2 separate regions of the Homo sapiens genome follow, and region 2 is linked to region 1. A link is a loop called in an ENCODE intact Hi-C map of the cell type or tissue named here. Cell type or tissue: CD4-positive, alpha-beta T cell. All regions are shown on one strand. Links, peaks and the distances in the headings refer to the core of each region. The heading gives the core; the rest is flanking DNA.

Evidence for each region. Hi-C counts contacts between places; a loop is a spot of excess contacts. Peaks named below come from ENCODE experiments on the same cell type or tissue, not always from the same donor. Only the 100,000 strongest peaks of a DNase experiment are listed, where the experiment ranks them.
Region 2: a loop joins it to region 1, with 5 times the contacts of the local background. A loop is called at or near these places in 5 of 110 quality-filtered maps.

What each region holds. Positions count from the first base shown.
Region 1 is chr19:14,347,099-14,349,994 of GRCh38, reverse strand. The region is part of intron 1 of LINC01841 (long intergenic non-protein coding RNA 1841); the gene reads left to right. Among named protein-coding and RNA genes, the nearest start is that of LINC01842, 15 kb to the right of the region's middle. RefSeq lists enhancers at 1-4, 803-1,681. In CD4-positive, alpha-beta T cell, for the core only: CTCF peaks have their summits at 1,142 and 1,345 (motif pointing right); DNase peaks (open chromatin) are centred at 384 and 1,364; H3K4me3 peaks cover 469 bases.
Region 2 is chr19:14,070,735-14,073,555 of GRCh38, reverse strand. It overlaps MISP3 (MISP family member 3), which reads right to left and starts at 770. Exons shown (of 3, transcript NM_001291291.2): 1 at 1-770. The coding sequence starts at 246. It overlaps MIR1199 (microRNA 1199), which reads right to left and starts at 195; the gene lies at 77-195. It also overlaps the pseudogene EEF1DP1. RefSeq lists silencers at 1-211, 782-951. In CD4-positive, alpha-beta T cell, for the core only: a CTCF peak has its summit at 1,290 (motif pointing right); DNase peaks (open chromatin) are centred at 905 and 1,255; H3K4me3 peaks cover 1,645 bases; H3K27me3 peaks cover 547 bases.

The sequences.
Region 1 (2,896 bases), core at 127-2,626:
AGAGGCAAAGTCCTGGGAGAGTGGTGGGGTGGGTAGGGGGACAGTGCATGGGCCAGGGCTTCTTTCTGTGGGCGACACCATATCTGTGGGTGGGCGACGAGAAGGGTGCAGCTGGTGGTGTTGGAGGGCTTTTAGCTCAGTGTGAGCCTTCTTCTCCCCTCGGGCTTTTAGGAGGTGACTCCTCAGGGGGAGTGAGAGATCAGATTTGTCTCCAAAATAGGCCTTGACATCGCAGCCCACCTGTTTCTTCATCTCTCGGCTCTGGCTACTGTGACCTCCTTTCCCACTGTTCAACACCCGAGCTCCTTTCTGCCACAGGGCCTTTGCGCTGGCTGCGCCTTCTACTGGAAATCCTGGCTCCAGACTCGGCATGGCTGGGGCTTTATTCTTCTCAGGCCTCAGGATAAGCGTCACTTCCTCAGAGCCCACTCCACCCACTCTACCCACAGCAGGTGCTTCAGTGACATCCCTGTATATACTTTCTCCTTCAGAACACTTACTGCACTTACTGCCATCAGCAATGATCTTGCAGCCTGTTGTCCTCTTCCTCCTCTCTTCTCTCTTCCCTTGGACTGTAAGCTCCAGAAGGGCATGGAGGTTTATCTGTTTTGTTTCCATTTTTTTTCTTTTTTTTGAGATGGAGTCTTGCTCTGTCGCCCAGGCTGGAGTGCAGTGACACGATCTCTGCTCACTGCAACCTCCGTCTCCTGGGTTCAAGTAATTCTCCTGCCTCAGCCTCCTGAGTAGCTGGGATTACAGGCGCCCGCCACCACGCCTGGCTAATTTTTGTATTTTTAGTAGAGAGGGGGTTTCACCATGTCGGTCAGGCTGGTATCGAACTGCTGACCTCGTGATCCGCACGCCTTGGCCTCCCAAAGTGCTGGAATTACAGGCGTGAGCCACCGTGCCTGGCCGAGCCACTGTACCTGGCCTCTTTTTACTTTTAGAGACAGGGTATCGCTGTGTTTCTCAGACTGGAGTGCAATGGTGCCATCATGACTCACAGCAGCCTCCATCTTCTGGGCTCAAGTGATCCTCCCACCTCAGCCTCCTGAGTGGCTGGGGTTACAGGCCTGAGCCAGCCCCATTCTGTCTTCTGTGTACTCTAAACCTAGAGCAATGATCTAGGTTTGCTCAATACACACAGTAGGTGCTCAATAAATGTTGCATGAATGCATGGACGACGAGTTCTAGCTGGGAAATGGCAGCCGGGAAAAGTGGGTTGTGGAGGAGAATTTAAGAGATGAGAGCTGTTTCCGAAACTCCTGGAGGGCCCGAGGTCCCCCGGGTTGGGGAGAAACGGGGGCGACCGTCCACCTCCCCGGGAGTCGCACGCACCTCCCCTTGGAGGCCCACAGGTGGCGCTCGCTCCCCGCGCTGCAGTGGCGGGAAGCGGAGGTGGAAAAACCCGAGCTTTAGCCCCGTCCCGGGTCTGGCTGCTGGGGTCAGTTCCTGGCCCGGATTTGGACGCCAGTCCCTGGGATCCTGCTTGGGGTCCTACCTCGTGGTAGAGGGGCTTTTTGGTCAAACGAGGGGGATCTGAGAAGAGTGGGGGTGGTGGGCTGCAGAGTCCGGGCAGCTGAGGGCTCCCTCCATCTGTCCACGCGTGCTCTGATTCCATTCCCAAAACTAGTTCAGCAGCTCCATGCCTGGGGGAGGGGGAGACGCACTTACCATGTTCGTGTTCTTCCTTAACTTTATATAGGTTAGAGCTGGGCGCAGCGCTTGGTGTCAGTGGGTCTTGGGTGCACATTTGTGGAATGGTGAATGGGTGAATCCCCGTTTTACAGATGGGGAAACTGAGGCTCAGGGAGGCGATGCGGCTCACCCAGGTTCATAGAGCCAGAAAATGGCAAGGCTGGGATTGGAGACACCAGGCCTGTGTGAGTCCAGAGTCAGCCCATTTTGTTTGTTTGTTTGTTTGAGACACGGTTTTGCTCTGTCACTCAGGCTGGAGTGCAGTGGCAGGATCTTGGCTCAGTGCAACCTCTGCCTCCTGGGTTCAAGCCATCTCCTGCCTCAGACTCCCGAGTAGCTGGGATTACAGGCACGCGCCACCACGCCCAGCTAATTTTTTGTATTTTTAGTAGAGACAGGGTTTCACCACGTTGACCAGGCTGGTGTGAAACTCCTGACCTCAAGTGATCTGCCCGCCTCAGCTTCCTAAAGTGCTGGGATTACAGGCGTGATGCTTGGCCAAGAGTCAGCCAATGTTTAAAAAACAATGTATGTTTAAAAAACATTGTATTTGGCTGGGCGTCATGGCTCACGCCTATAATCCCAGCACTTTGGGAGGCTGAGGCGGGTGAATTACTGGAGGTCAGGATTTCAAGACCAGCCTGGCCAACATGGCGAAACCCCGTCTCTACTAAAAATACAAAACTAGCTGGGCGTGGTGGCATGCGCCTGTAATCCCGGTTACTCGGGAGGCTGAGGCAGGAGACTCCTTTGAACCCGGGAGGCAGAGGTTGCAGTGAGCTGAGGTCACGCCATTGCACTCCAGCCTGGGCAAAAAGAGCGAAACTTCGTCTCAAAAGAACAAACAAACAACAACAACAACAAAAATTGTATTTTATTTATTGCAGAGACGAGAAGTCTTGCCATGTTGCCCGGGTTGGTCTCCAACTCTTGGGCTCAAGACATCCTCCTGCTTCAGGCTCCCTCAGTGCTGAGATTTCAGGTGAGCACTACCTCGCCCAGCCTAAAAACATTTTTCAATAGATTTTCTAGTTACCCAAAGTGATACAGGATTCCCTCTGGGAAGCTAAAGCCCTTCCTGTCCCTCCTTATCTCAATTCCGAGATGATGGTGGGGAGGGTCTCCTTTCATCCTACCCTCTTTGCCTTCAAAAGCATGTCTACACATGCCTAAGGGGTCTCTGGGTTTCTAGCTGGGT
Region 2 (2,821 bases), core at 21-2,520, 280 kb after region 1:
GGGGCGCGCCAGCGCCGCCTGCCGGTGGGCCTCCCGCTCGATGTCCCGCTGCATCTGCGCGCCCGCCCGCGCCCGCTCCAGGGCGCGCGGGAGCGCGGGGCCAGGACCCGGCAGGTTGAGCACCGGCCGCACGCGCAGCTCGACGAGTTCACGGCCTGCGCGGCCCGGGCTCAGGCCCCGGCTCCGGCGCAGGCTCTCCTCGCGTTCGCAGCTGCGGCGGATTTCGCGCTCGATGGGCGTCTCCATGAACCGCTCCTCCGGGGGACGCTGGGGAGCCTCGGGGCACGGCGGAAAACGCAGGTGGGGGGCTTCCGAGCCTGACCTGGAGGAGGAGGTCTTAGGGCCTGGAGGGGGATGCTGCCCCTGGACCTCCGCCCTTTGCGCTTCGGACGGCCCAGGGTCGTCTCTGCCTGGCTCAGGACTCTCAAAGCCCGCAGCTGTGGACAGCCCGGGGCTCTCTGCGTCCTGCTCGACTGATGGCTCGAGGACTTCGCTCTCTTGCTCCAGGATCTCCACGTCCTTTGCGGAGGGCTTGGGGACCTCGGTGTTCAGCTCCGCAGCAGCTCTGGGGCTTCGCTGTCTGGCCCTGGGGACTCCTGGCCCTCCTCTTCAGACGACCCCAGGGTTTCGTTCTCCGGCCGGTGGGGGCCTTCGTGTCCAGGGTTGGAAGCAGTTCGGAAGCCTCAGTTCCCAACCGGGGTTTTGATTCCCAGAGCGAGGACAGAGGGCACTGTGAGGCACCTGTGGCGGCAGTGGCGGCCGTGGGTTCCAAGGCGTCGCCCGCACCGGCGGCTTCTCTGACCCGCCTCTGGCCTCCAGGAACGGCCCCCGGGGGCAGGGCCGGGCACCGCCCCCGGCACCTGCCAGGAGGACTCCCGCCCCGCCCTGGCCCCGCCCTCGGGACAGGGGCGCCTCGGTGGGGCACTCAGTTTCATCAACTAGCGCGCCCAGTCACCTCAGGGCACGGGACTTCTTGGAAGAGGGCTTCCCTAGACCCGGCCCCGCTCTCTGGGGGGCCATTCTGGGTGCTGGGTTCTACTGAGCGCACCCTGGCACTTTTTCAGAGCCATGTCCCCGTCATCGTCCCGGAGACTGGGCCCAGCAGCGCGTCGGACTGGGGTTCTGAACCACTAGCCGCTTGGTGAGGTGTCCCCCGAAGCCGTATTTTCGGGACCCGGGCAGTCCCGCTTGGTCGTGCCAGCCGGCAGGCAGCGACTCCTCAGGCCCCTGGGCCCTCCCTCCGATCCAGCCTTGCAGCGCACAGCTCCGGCCCGAGGGGGCGCCAGGAGCCGCCTTACTGGCCGCTGGGGTCTCCCTACCAATGCTTGGGCTCAGCGAGGTTCCCAGCCGCGCACCACTGCCCCCACGCCAAGCCGAGAAGCGGCTTCCCCTCTCCTCCCGGAAAAATCCGGGAGGTGTCCGCTGCCAAGGGCACTCCCGGATTGAGGGAGGAGGGAGAGACGGACACAGTGCGCCGTGGGCGCAGCTTAGCGGTTGCAGTTGAAAGGCGGTCACCTTGGGCCCGGGCGCCTGGGGAGGCCCAGACAGGAAACAGGAGGCGTCCAGGGTAGGGGGAAAGAGCAGCTGGGGCCGGATCATGCGGTTCAAGGGCAGGATCGATGCCCTTGCGCGGGCCACCCTCCCCTAGGGACGTTTTCCACTTTCCCCCTAATGGAAGCAGACTCTTCCCAGAACCTGCCCCCAACCCCACCATTCTGGGGTGCCCAGAAGGAAAAATACAGTTACCGGCCGGGCATGGAGGCTCATGCCCGTGATGCCAGCACTTTGAGAGGCCGAGGCGGGAGGATCACCTGAGGTCAGCAGTTCGAAACCAGCCTGGCCAGCATGGCCAAACCCCGTCTCTACTAAAAATACAAAAAAAAAATTAGCCAGGCCTGGTGGTGGGCGCCTGTAATCCCAGCTACTCGGGAAGCTGAGGTGGGAGAATCACTTGAACCTGGGAGGTGGAGGTTACAGTGAGCCAAGATCGCGCCACTGCACTCTAGCCTAGGCAGCAAGAGCAAAACTCTGTCTCAAAATAAATAAATAAATAAATAAATAAATAAGCTGTATACTTCTGGGAAAAAGTTTTCTCTATAGCACCTTCCCCACTGCATCATCTCCTGGTCCTTCCTCCAGCCATGCCAACTGGGCTGGGTTCTTGGCCCCCTTTCACGGGAACATTTTTTTCTTTTTCTTTTTCTTTTCTTTCTTTCTTTTTTTTTTCTTTTTTTTTTTTTTTTTTTTTTTTGCCGGTCTCAGTCTTTAATCGTGGCAGGGCCTTACGCACGCGCACACATACACACACTCAGGCTTCAGATCTTGTTGAAAGCTGCGATATCGACACTCTGCACGTGCTCCTCAAATTTAGTGATCTCCTCCTCCAGCAAGTAAGTCCCCACCTTGTCGTCCTCCACCACACACTGAATCTGTAGCTTCCGGATACCGTAGCCCACGGGCATCAGCTTGGAGGTCCCCCAGACCAGCCCGTCCAGCTCGATAGAGCGCACACAGGCCTCCAGCTGGGCCATGTCCGTCTCATCGTCCCAAGGCTTGACATCCAGCAGGATGGAGGACTTGGCCACTAATGCAGGCTTCTTGGCCTTCTCCGCGTACTGCCGTAGCCGCTCCTCCCGCAGCTGTGCCGCCTCCTTGTCCTCCTCCTCATTGTCGCTGCCAAACAGGTCGATGTCATCATCCTCGTCATCCTCTGCTGGTGAGGCTGGCTTCTTGGCCGGGGACTCCACTTGGCGCATAGGAGACACGTGCTGGGTCTGCGGGGCCGTGGCCCGGTGGCCAGGCGAGCTCTTCTCCAGCACGT